3 separate regions of the Homo sapiens genome follow, and regions 1 and 3 are each linked to region 2. The links are chromatin contacts, found by Hi-C or POLR2A ChIA-PET in ENCODE. All regions are on one chromosome and are shown on one strand. Each heading gives the region's core, a stretch centred on a gene start or an enhancer-like site at or near the end of the contact. The rest is flanking DNA. Distances are from core to core; before and after follow the strand shown.

Region 1 (3,146 bases), core at 366-2,865, 130 kb after region 2:
GTTCCAGCGATTCTCCTGCCTCAACCTCCTAAGTAGTTGGGACTACAGGCATGCACCACCACGCCTGGCTAATTTTTCTATTTTTAGTAGAGATGGGGTTTCACCATGTTGGCCAGGCTGGTCTCGAACTCCTGACCTCAGGTGATCCGCCGGCCTCGGCCTCCCAAAGCGCTAGGATTACAGGCGTTAGCCACCGCGCCCGGCCTGTTTTGTTTTTAATATAAGTGTCTTTTTCCTTTCCTTACAATGTCTTTTTTTTGAGACGGAGTCTCGCTCTGTCGCCCAGGCTGGAGTGCAGTGGCGCGATCTCAGCTCACTACAAACTCTGCCTCCCGGGTTCACACCATTCTCCTGCCTCAGCCTCCCGAGTAGCTGGGACTACAGGCGCCCGCTACTACGCCCAGCTACTGTTTTGTATTTTTAGTAGAGACGGGGTTTCACCGTGTTAGTCAGGATGGCCTCAATCTTTTGATCTCGTGATCTGCCCGCCGAGACTTCCCAAAGTGCTGGGATTACAAGCGTGAGCCACTGCGCCTGGCCCTTACAATGTCTTTTAACTGAGCACTAGGTTTGAGGGACCTCTCAGTTTTGGAGCGGCAGGGACACTTCCCCAATCAGCTTTCCATTCCATTCCTGTTTCTTTACACTAACCTCCGGAAGGTTGGAAGCTACATCCCTTCTTCGTGTGAAAAGGGCAGGGACGGAAAAAAAAAAAAAGTGTAACTCCCCTCAAAGTGCCGGGCGCGGTGGCTCACCCTGTAATCCCAGCTCTTAGGGAGGCAGAGGCGGGAAGATAGCTGGAGACCAGGAATTCGAAACCTGCCTGGGCAATATAGCCCGGGGGCGCGGCGGGGGGGCATACACATAAGCGAAAAGCGTGGGGCGGGGGAGACACACAAAGTGAAAGGCGAACGAACACGGAACAATTAGCGGAGGTGAGTCACCTGGCGGCAGGAAGAGCGTGCCTCGCACCCGGCCCACGCGCACCGGCTCGCGCCGCACCCCGGGCGGGAGGAAGTAGCGCTCGTGCCGCGTCTGGCACAGCAGCCGCCCGGGGTCGGGGTCGTGGCCATCCAGCACCTCCAGCTCCACGGCCAAGGGCGTTCGCACGTCGCGCTTCACCAGCCGCACCAAAGGTTTCTCGGGCTCCAAGGCCCAGAGCAGCCCCATGGGCTCAAGCCCCGCGAAGCTGCCGCCCAGCGCGGGCGCGCGCTCCAGGTCCAGCTCGCCAAGAGTGTCGGCGCGGTAGCGCGCGTGGGCCTGGAAAAGCGCGCCCTTCTCGTCGCGCAGGGACGCGCGCAGCGTGACCGGCTGCTCCGGGGCTAGGCCGCGCACGGCGATTCGCACCGGTTCGTCCCAGCAGCAGCGGCCCGCAGGCTCCAGGATCAGCGTCGCCGCCATCCGAGCAGGAACCCTAATGATCTGACCAACCTGCCTCAGCTGTGGAGACCCCAGGAACTGCGCCGAACTCTTCAGGCTCCATTGGTACAGCCGGGACGCTCGAAGGACAGCAGGAGATGAGGCCATTTTGAATTCAGACCTGAGAACAACTGAATGGGGGTGGGGAGAAAGAAGCTTGTTAGACATCCTCTCGGGCTGCCGTCGCAGGCTAAGCGCCCACTAGGGCAGAGCTGTCTGCTAACGTGAGCGGGGAAGGCCAGAGTCCAGCCGATCAGCCAGACCAAATATAGACACACTGGAACTTGCTTAAAGTCTCCTGTGTTGAAACCTCCACTTTATGTTGGAAAGCTACTTCCTAGGTTTGCTTTTCAGAAGCTTGCTGGCCTGCGGAATGGGCTGGACCAGGGCTGGTTCTTAAAGAACCAGGCAGCTAGCAGTCTCCAGGCTCCAAACTCCTGATGGCGAAGAGGAATGCAGAGCTGGAGTTAGTTTTGATCACTTTGTTGAATAATTCACACTCATTACTAATCTTAGGGCTTTTCTTTCAAAATCTGCACCATGGTGTTTTGCTTTTGTGTTCTCTGTATATGCCTATCCTCCACATCAATCCCACATCGAAGGGTGCTGGCTTCTTACTAGCTGTGTGACCTCTGAGCTTCATTCCTTACAAGTGTAAAAATAGCCAAATGGGGTAATAGGTAGTAATTTCTCAAACTCCTGACTTTGTAATCCGCCCGCCTCAGCCTCCCAAAATGCTAGGATTTACAGGCATGAGCCACCGCGCCCGGCTAATAGTTATTATTTTGTTTTACTGGTTTCTCAATTATTGTCCCAGTCAGGCAAGGGTTACTTTTTTTTTTTGAGAGACAGGGTCTCACTACATTGCCAGACTGGAGTACAGCGGCAGTTTACCATCACTGCACTTACAAACCTCCAACTCCTGGTGCTCAAGCCATCTTCCTGACTCAGCCTCTCAAATACCTCAAAGGACTACCGGAGCTCCCCATGCATCGCGCTTTTTTCTACTTTTTCGTAAGCTATTGGTTTCACCAGAGGTGTGGTGTTTTTTTTTTTCATCACTTAAGCTTTAGGCCCCTGCCAAGCCCTTGTACCTGATTTTATAATTTCCTACCTGTGTAATTAGAGAAAGCTATAAATGTGTAGGCTTCAAACCCACAAAACCTGTGTTTGCCTCTGCTCCTAATAAGGCTGTCCTCAAGGTAAGCCTTTTTATCTCGTTCCAAATCTCTCATGTCCCACGTCATTAATCATACAATTCCCTGTCAGTTCTAATTACCTTTGTATAACACCTCAAGTATGTTCTGTGCCTAGAACTCTCAGGAAGTAAGAAGGCAAATAATTCTGTGTCTGGAATTGGTTCCTTCTGGTGGATTCTTGGTCTCGCTGACATCAAGAATGAAGCCGCAGACCCTCGCAGTGACTGTTACAGTTCTTAATACAGTTCTGAAAAGTAGTGTGTCTGGAGTTTGTTTCCTCTGATGTTCAGATGCGTCCGGAATGTGTTCCTTCTGGTGGGTTCATGGTCTCGCTTCTCACCGACTTCAAGAGTAAAGCCACAGACCTTCAAGGTGAGTGTTACAGCTCATAAAGGCAGCAGGTCCAGAGTTGTTTTTCTTGTTCCTCTCAGTGGGTTCATGGTCTTGGCTTCAGGAGTGAAGCTGTATACCTTCACGGTGTTACAGCTCTGAAATGCAGTATGGACCCAAAGAAGGAGCAGTAGCAAG
Region 2 (3,101 bases), core at 420-2,919:
AGGGATGCATAGAAGTCATTCAAAGATTTGTTGAATGATACTGAATATGAATTTTGCATGAAATGGACAGAGAAAAGTATCTTACATTTGTCTGAGAACTACCTGTAATTAAAAGTCATTGAGAAACAAGGAGAAAGAGAACCAGTTTCTATATTACAGAATTCAGAAAAAACAAACACCAAAACTCTAAGCCATTTTACAAATAAATTCAATATGAAATCACTTACTTCCTATTATATTCACTTCCAGGGTTACTTTTAGAAAACATATCCATATCAACATGGCTTCAAGCTTGCCTACTGAAGGAAGTGCAAACTTTAAGAAGATCATCTTCCCTCTCAGTTTATGGAACTTAAAACATCACCAAGGAGAATGAAGGCTCATTGCCTATGGTTCATAAAAGAAATGTCCAAAGGCTTTGAATGCATAAACCAGCTAGAGTAGAATAAGGTTTCTTCCTATCAGATTGAAAAGAAGAGAGAAAAGAAAACTAAAAGGGTGTTAGACCAAGTTTTCCTCTTTTTTTTTTTTTTTTTTTTTTAAATATGGAGTCTCGCTCTATTGCCCAGGCTGGAGTGCAATGGCGCAATCTCGGCTCACTGCAACCTCCGCCTCCCGGGTTCAAATGATTCTCCTGCCTCAGCCTCCCGAGTAGTTGGGACTACAGGCGCCCACCACCAGGACTGGCTAATTTTTGTATTTTTAGTAGAGACGGGGTTTCACCATGTTGGTCAGGCTGGTCTTGAACTCCTGATCTCAGATGATCCGCCCGCCTCGGCCTCCCAAAGTGCTGGGATGACAGGCATGAGCCACCACGCCTGGCCTCTTGTTTGTATTTAGAGTTGATTGTCAAAGCAGTGGTCCCTTTTGATCAGAGTAACTTAGAAAAATCAAGTAATTCCTATGTAAATGATAGCTGAAATCTTCTGAAACCCAGGACTACTTATGCAATCACTTTTTAAAGATGATTCTTCCCTCTTTCACTGTGATTTTATGCAAGTAAAATCACACAAGTAGATGGGGAAACCAGAATCAACAGTCTCTGAGGGACTTTAGGCACAATTTGGCAGAGGGCCCCTGACTTCTTTTCTGCAATCTAATAGTGATCCAGCCATGGCCTCCTATGACCTCATCTGCTTACTGACTACAATGTCTTACATTTTCCTGAAGGATTTTTTGTTTACATGATAAATTCTAACCTCTGCATCTAACTATTGCTTTGCAATTTTGAGGTTAAATCACCTACACTGCTTTATGTAGGAGACAATCCTCAAACATATTGCCATTTGCCTGGGATCTCATAATGAAACATCTCCCTTCCCTCCACAACCACGTACATAATACATTTTAAGAGCTGTTTAACTTAGAACTTCTCAAAAAATATATTTTGAAATACTAAGTTTCATTATACCCTTACTTATAACCATGGTAGTCACTTTTCCCAACAATGAGGGTCACCAGACCAAATAATTAGGGTAAATTTTGACATACATCAATGGCCAGCATTTAGTCTAGGAATTCAAATATAACTAATGCTTTAAACACATAAGGAACTATAAAACCAAAATGTGTGCTTAAGGCGAGGTCCACATGAGTAACATTGCCACATTATCAGTCAAAGAAATGATCATGACAGTCATTTTAACCACTAACTGAGATCACAGAATGACTGTACACAATGACTCAAGTGGCCATGCATATAAAAACAACCTAAATTCCAGTTGACAATGTGCACATTTTTGGAAAAACAAATAAGTATAATATAGACTAGAAGGTCTCTGAGATACTACTTTTTCCTTTTTTCACCATATCTTTTCCAATGGAACTTTGGAGTCTTGGTTCCGGACCTGCTGTATTTCTAAGAGGAACTCTTCCCATCACCATGCTGCCTTCTGAGCTAAAGGCATGTGCTTCTGAATTGTACAGAGACAGACCTTCAGGAAAAATGTTCTGAATTTTCAAATGTACATCTTTTAAAATGTCTAACCTAAAAAAAATGAACAAACTGAAAAAAACATTTGTTCCTTTGTTATTAAAAATGACTGGTCTACAAAGGTTTTGTTTTAGTAGATGGGGCTACACAGTACGTAACTGAGACTGAAGACAAAAATCGAAAATTTGTGGTTTCTAAAAAGAGAAATAGGATATATAAGGTTGGCATTACCAGTTTTGGGGAGAAACACTGAATAAGTTAAAGGAAAAAAAAAGATGAGAATGAGTGATCTGTTTTATCTTAAGAAACTTTTGTCCCATACAGAATCTTTAAAATAGACAATTATATAAAATTTATCTATTGTTCTTATGACATTTAAATAAGTTAACACACAGTGGAAAGCGTGGCATTAGTTGTCTTCTTCCTCATCCCCTTTAATTACTGGAGTACCTAAAATGAAAAAGAAAATTATTACTGGTTATTCTCAAAAAATTGCTAAAATTCTAGATGAAAATATTTTCCTGGCCGGGCACGGTGGCTCACGCCTGTAATCCCAGCACTTTGGGAGGCTGAGGCGGGTGGATCACCTGAGGTCAGGAGTTCAAGACCATCCTGGCCAACATGGTGAAACCCCGTCTCTATAAAAATACAAAAATTAGCTGGGCATGGTGGCGGGCGGTTGTAATCCCAGTTACTTGGGAGGCTGAGGCAGGAGAATCGCTTGAACCCGGGAGGCAGAGGTTGCAGTGAGCCAAGATTATACCATTGCACTCCAGCCTGGGTGACAAGAGCAAAACTCCATCTCAGAAAAAAGAAAAACCTGAGAAGCTCTGAGATACTATGAAGTGTGCCGTAATAAAAATAATTTCACAAAATAATCTCTTTAATTTCAAATTATCTGAAAAGCTTCTCAGGGGAATTCTCAAATGGTTTAGTATACATACTTGTGAATATTAAGCCCCCTAACTGCCAAATCGCAAATAAAAATGCCTATGGCCAGGCATGGTGGCTCACTGCCTCTAATTCCAGCACTTTGGGAGGCCAGATGAGAGAAGCGCTTAAGCCTAGGAGTTGGAGACCAGCCTGGGCAACATAGCAAGACCCCATCTCTACAAAAAATAAAAAAAATTAGCCAGGCATGGTGGTGTGAGCCTGTAGTCTTCAACTA
Region 3 (3,300 bases), core at 489-2,988, 100 kb after region 2:
AGCACTTTAGGAGGCCAAGGCAGGAGGATTGCTTGAGGCCAGGAGTTCAAGACCAGCCTGGACAATGTAGTGAGACCCCATCTCTACAATCTTTTTTTTTTTTTAATTAGTCAGTGTGGTGGTGTATGCCTGTAGTCCTAGCTACTTGGGAGGCAATGGAGGGAGGATCACTTGAGCCCCAGAGGTCAAGGCTGCAGTGAGGTGTGACCACACCACTGCACTCCAGCGTGGGCAACAGAGACAGACACTGTCTCAAAAAAAAAAAAAAAAAAAAGAAAGAAAGAAAAGAAAAAAGATTGAAACAAAACTTTATGTTCTGTTGCATCAGCCCTCTGGTTTTTAGTGTACTGATATTTCAGATGTCTATGTAGAAAGGGAGGAAAGAAAAAGAAATACCCAGAGATGGTTTTAGGTGAGAAAGGCAGTGGAGTCTGAAGTGTGACCTGTGATAAAGCAGCACATGAAGAAGTGGAGAAGAGACAGTGTGCCTAGAACACTAGAGAAGACGACATGGTAATAGCTTCATTCACTGTCATCATTCTGCCTTAGACAAGTCAGGCTGATGCCTGTAGAAATCTGTAGGGTAGTGATTAATAGCAAAGTGGATAATGTACCTGACGACCTGAACCTGTTTTTTCATCTGCAGAATAACAATACCAACTTCATTGGGATATTATAGAGACTAACTGATAGAATGCAAGTAAAAACCGTAGTACACAGCCTAACAAAAAATCCTTTTTTTTCTTTTTTCTTTTTTTGAGACGGAGTCTCGCTCTGTCACCCAGGCTGGAGTGCAGTGGTGCGATCTCGGCTCACTGCAACCTCCATCTCCCAGGTTCAAGCGATTCTCGTGCCTCAGCCTCCCGAGTGGCTGGGACTACAGGCGTGTGCCACCAGGCTGGACTAATTTTTGTATTTTCGGTAGAGTCAGCGTTTCACCATGCTGGCCAGTCTGGTCTCAAACTCCTGATCTCAAGTGATCCGCCCATCTCGGCCTCCCAAAGTGCTGGGATTACAGGCGTTAGTCACCACGCCCGGTACCAAACCCTCTATTTTGGTAGAGTGGCCACTGACATAGTCAATGTTAGCTTCTCTGATCTTGCTCCAAAACCAAACCAGTGCTAAATCAGCACTGGAAACAAACGGAGACTCAGGCCACTGACGCTCACACCACCCGCCAGCAGCCTGGCTCACCTGGCGGCAGGAAGAGCGTGGCGCGCACCCGGCCCGCTCGCACCGACTGGCGCCGCACCCCTGGCGGGAGGAAGTGGCGCTCGTGCTGCGCCTGGCACAGCAGCCGTCCAGGCTCGGGGTCGTGGCCGTCCAGCACCTCCAACTCCACGACAAAAGGAATCTGTACGTCCCGCTTCAGGAAGCGCCAAAAAGGCTTCTCGGGTTCCAGGGCCCAGAGCAGCCCCATGGGCTCGAGTCCCGCGAAGCTGCCGCCCAGCGCGGGTGCGCGCTCCAGGTCCAGCTCGCCGCGGGCGTCGGCGCAGTAGCGCGCGTGGGCCCGGAAGAGCGCGCCCTTCTCGTCGCGCAGGGACGCGCGCAGCGTAACCCGCTGCTCCGGGGCCAGGCCGCGCACGGCAATGCGCACCGGCTCGTTCCAGCAGCAGCGGCCTGGGGGCTCCAGGATCAGCGTTGCTGACATCTTGGAGCCGGAGCGGGGAATTCAAAGGTCGAGGCCCGAGACCCGTCCAAGATCGTGGCAAGCGCGCCGAATGTCCGGACGGCGTCCGGCGTCCCCTGGTGCCGGAAGCTGCCGGTGGCTGAGCAGTCCCAGAAAGCCCCTGGGACTTCAGACCGGTTAACCCGGCGCTCCGGACTCGTCTGAGGCAAAAGTAGCCAGGCTCCTCTTCAGGGTCGTCTCCTTGGGCCCCGGGGCGCGCAAGGTGTGGCGCCCAACCCACCCCGTAGAAAGCCTCTCTGCCTCACACCACCCTCGGTTGTTGGAATGAAAGTTGTTGGATGATCAATTTGTGGTGAAACCAAAAGCCAATGAGATCAAGCCAAATTCCAGCCTTTCATGGGCTCCATGGAAGGTTTTGTTTTTAACTTTTTTTTTTTTTGAAACAGAGTCTCCTCTGTCGCCCAGGCTGGAGTGCAGTGGCGCTTCGGCTCACTGCAATCTCCGCCTCCTGGGTTCAAGCGATTCTCCTGCCTCAGCCTCCCGAGTACCTGGGATTACAGGCGCGCGCCACCATGCCGCTAATTTTTGTATTTTTAGTAAAGAGGGAGTTACACCATGTTGGCCAGGCTGGTCTTGAACTCCTGACTTCAAGTGATCTTCCCGCCTTGGCCTCCCAAAGTGCTAGGGATTACAGGCGTGAGCCGCTGCGCCCGGCCTGCTTTTTTGTTGTATTTGAGACAGGGTCTCTCTCTGTCATCCAGGCTGCAAGGCGGTGGCTCGATCACAGGTCACTGCAGCCTCCACCTCCCAGGCTCAAGTGATCCTCCTGTCTCAGCCTTCGGAGTAGCTGTGACTACAGACAGCGCACCACCATGCCACGTTAATTTTTAAATGTTTATTTTTAGAGAGGAGGTGTCACCCTGTTTCCCAGGCTGGTCTCGAACTCCTGAGCACAAACTATCCTCCTGCCTCTGTAGTCCCAAAGTGCTAGTGATACGTGACAGCATGCTGGCTGCCCTCGCTCGCTGTCGGCGCCTCCTCGGCCTTGGCGCCCACTCTGGCCGCGCTTGAGGAGCCCTTCAGCCCGCCGCTGCACTGTGGGAGCCCCTTTCTGGGCTGGCCAAGGCCGGAGTCGGCTCCCTCAGCTTACTGGGAGGTGTGGAGGGAGAGGCGCGGGCGGGAACCGGGGCTGCCCGCGGGGCTTGCGGGCCAGCGCGAGTCCCGGGTGGGCGTGGGCTCGGCGGCCCCGCACTTGGAGCGGCCGGCCGGCCCGCAAGCCCCGGGCAGTGAGGGGCTTAGCACCTGGGGCAGCAGCTGCTGTGCTCGATTTCTCAGCGGGCCTTAGCTGCCTCCCCGCGGCGCAGGGCTCGGGACCTGCAGCCCGCCATGCCTGAGCCCCCGCCCCCGCCGTGAGCTTCTGCGCGGTCCGAGCCTCCTCAACGAGCTCCGCTCCCTGCTCCACTAACGCCCAGTCCCATCGACCGCCCAAGGGCTGAGAAGTGCGGGCGCACGGCGCGGGACTGGCAGGCAGCTCCACCTGCGAACCCCGTGCGGCATCCACTGGGTGAAGCCAGCTGGACTCCTGAGTCTGGTGGGGACTTGGAGAATCTTTATGTCTAGCTAAGGGATTGTAAACACACCAATCAGCACCCTGTGTCTAGCTCAGGGTT

The links. Hi-C counts contacts between places; a loop is a spot of excess contacts on that map. ChIA-PET counts read pairs that join two places held with the same protein, here RNA polymerase II (POLR2A). Pooled maps may share reads with other maps.
Region 1: a pooled map shows a loop between it and region 2 (15-fold over the local background). The contact joins the promoter of ACOT2 here to the enhancer-like site in region 2. A Hi-C loop is called at or near these places in 2 of 37 single-sample maps with no recorded cell type and 8 of 50 pooled maps. POLR2A ChIA-PET finds 5 or more read pairs at or near these places in 2 of 52 experiments (AG04450 and CD8-positive, alpha-beta memory T cell).
Region 3: a loop to region 2 is called in a map with no recorded cell type, with 4 times the contacts of the local background. The contact joins the promoter of ACOT4 here to the enhancer-like site in region 2. A Hi-C loop is called at or near these places in 2 of 37 single-sample maps with no recorded cell type and 2 of 50 pooled maps. POLR2A ChIA-PET finds 5 or more read pairs at or near these places in 1 of 52 experiments (AG04450).

The regions. Positions count from the first base shown.
Region 1 is chr14:73,567,682-73,570,827 of GRCh38, reverse strand. It overlaps ACOT2 (acyl-CoA thioesterase 2), which reads right to left and starts at 1,615. Exons shown (of 3, transcript NM_006821.6): 1 at 945-1,615. The coding sequence starts at 1,587. It also overlaps a transcript of HEATR4 not described here. RefSeq lists enhancers at 835-1,004, 2,199-3,146.
Region 2 is chr14:73,695,184-73,698,284 of GRCh38, reverse strand. DNAL1 (dynein axonemal light chain 1) reads right to left here. Exons shown (of 8, transcript NM_031427.4): 8 at 1-2,383. The coding sequence ends at 2,343. Among named protein-coding and RNA genes, the nearest start is that of PNMA1, 18 kb to the left of the region's middle. RefSeq lists an enhancer at 186-355. Within about 2 kb of position 1,669, at least 4 of the 41 ENCODE cell types and tissues checked have a DNase peak (open chromatin) inside an H3K27ac peak, as active enhancers do.
Region 3 is chr14:73,590,311-73,593,610 of GRCh38, reverse strand. It overlaps ACOT4 (acyl-CoA thioesterase 4), which reads right to left and starts at 1,738. Exons shown (of 3, transcript NM_152331.4): 1 at 1,195-1,738. The coding sequence starts at 1,651. It also overlaps a transcript of HEATR4 not described here. RefSeq lists a silencer at 1,124-1,193 and an enhancer at 1,005-1,504.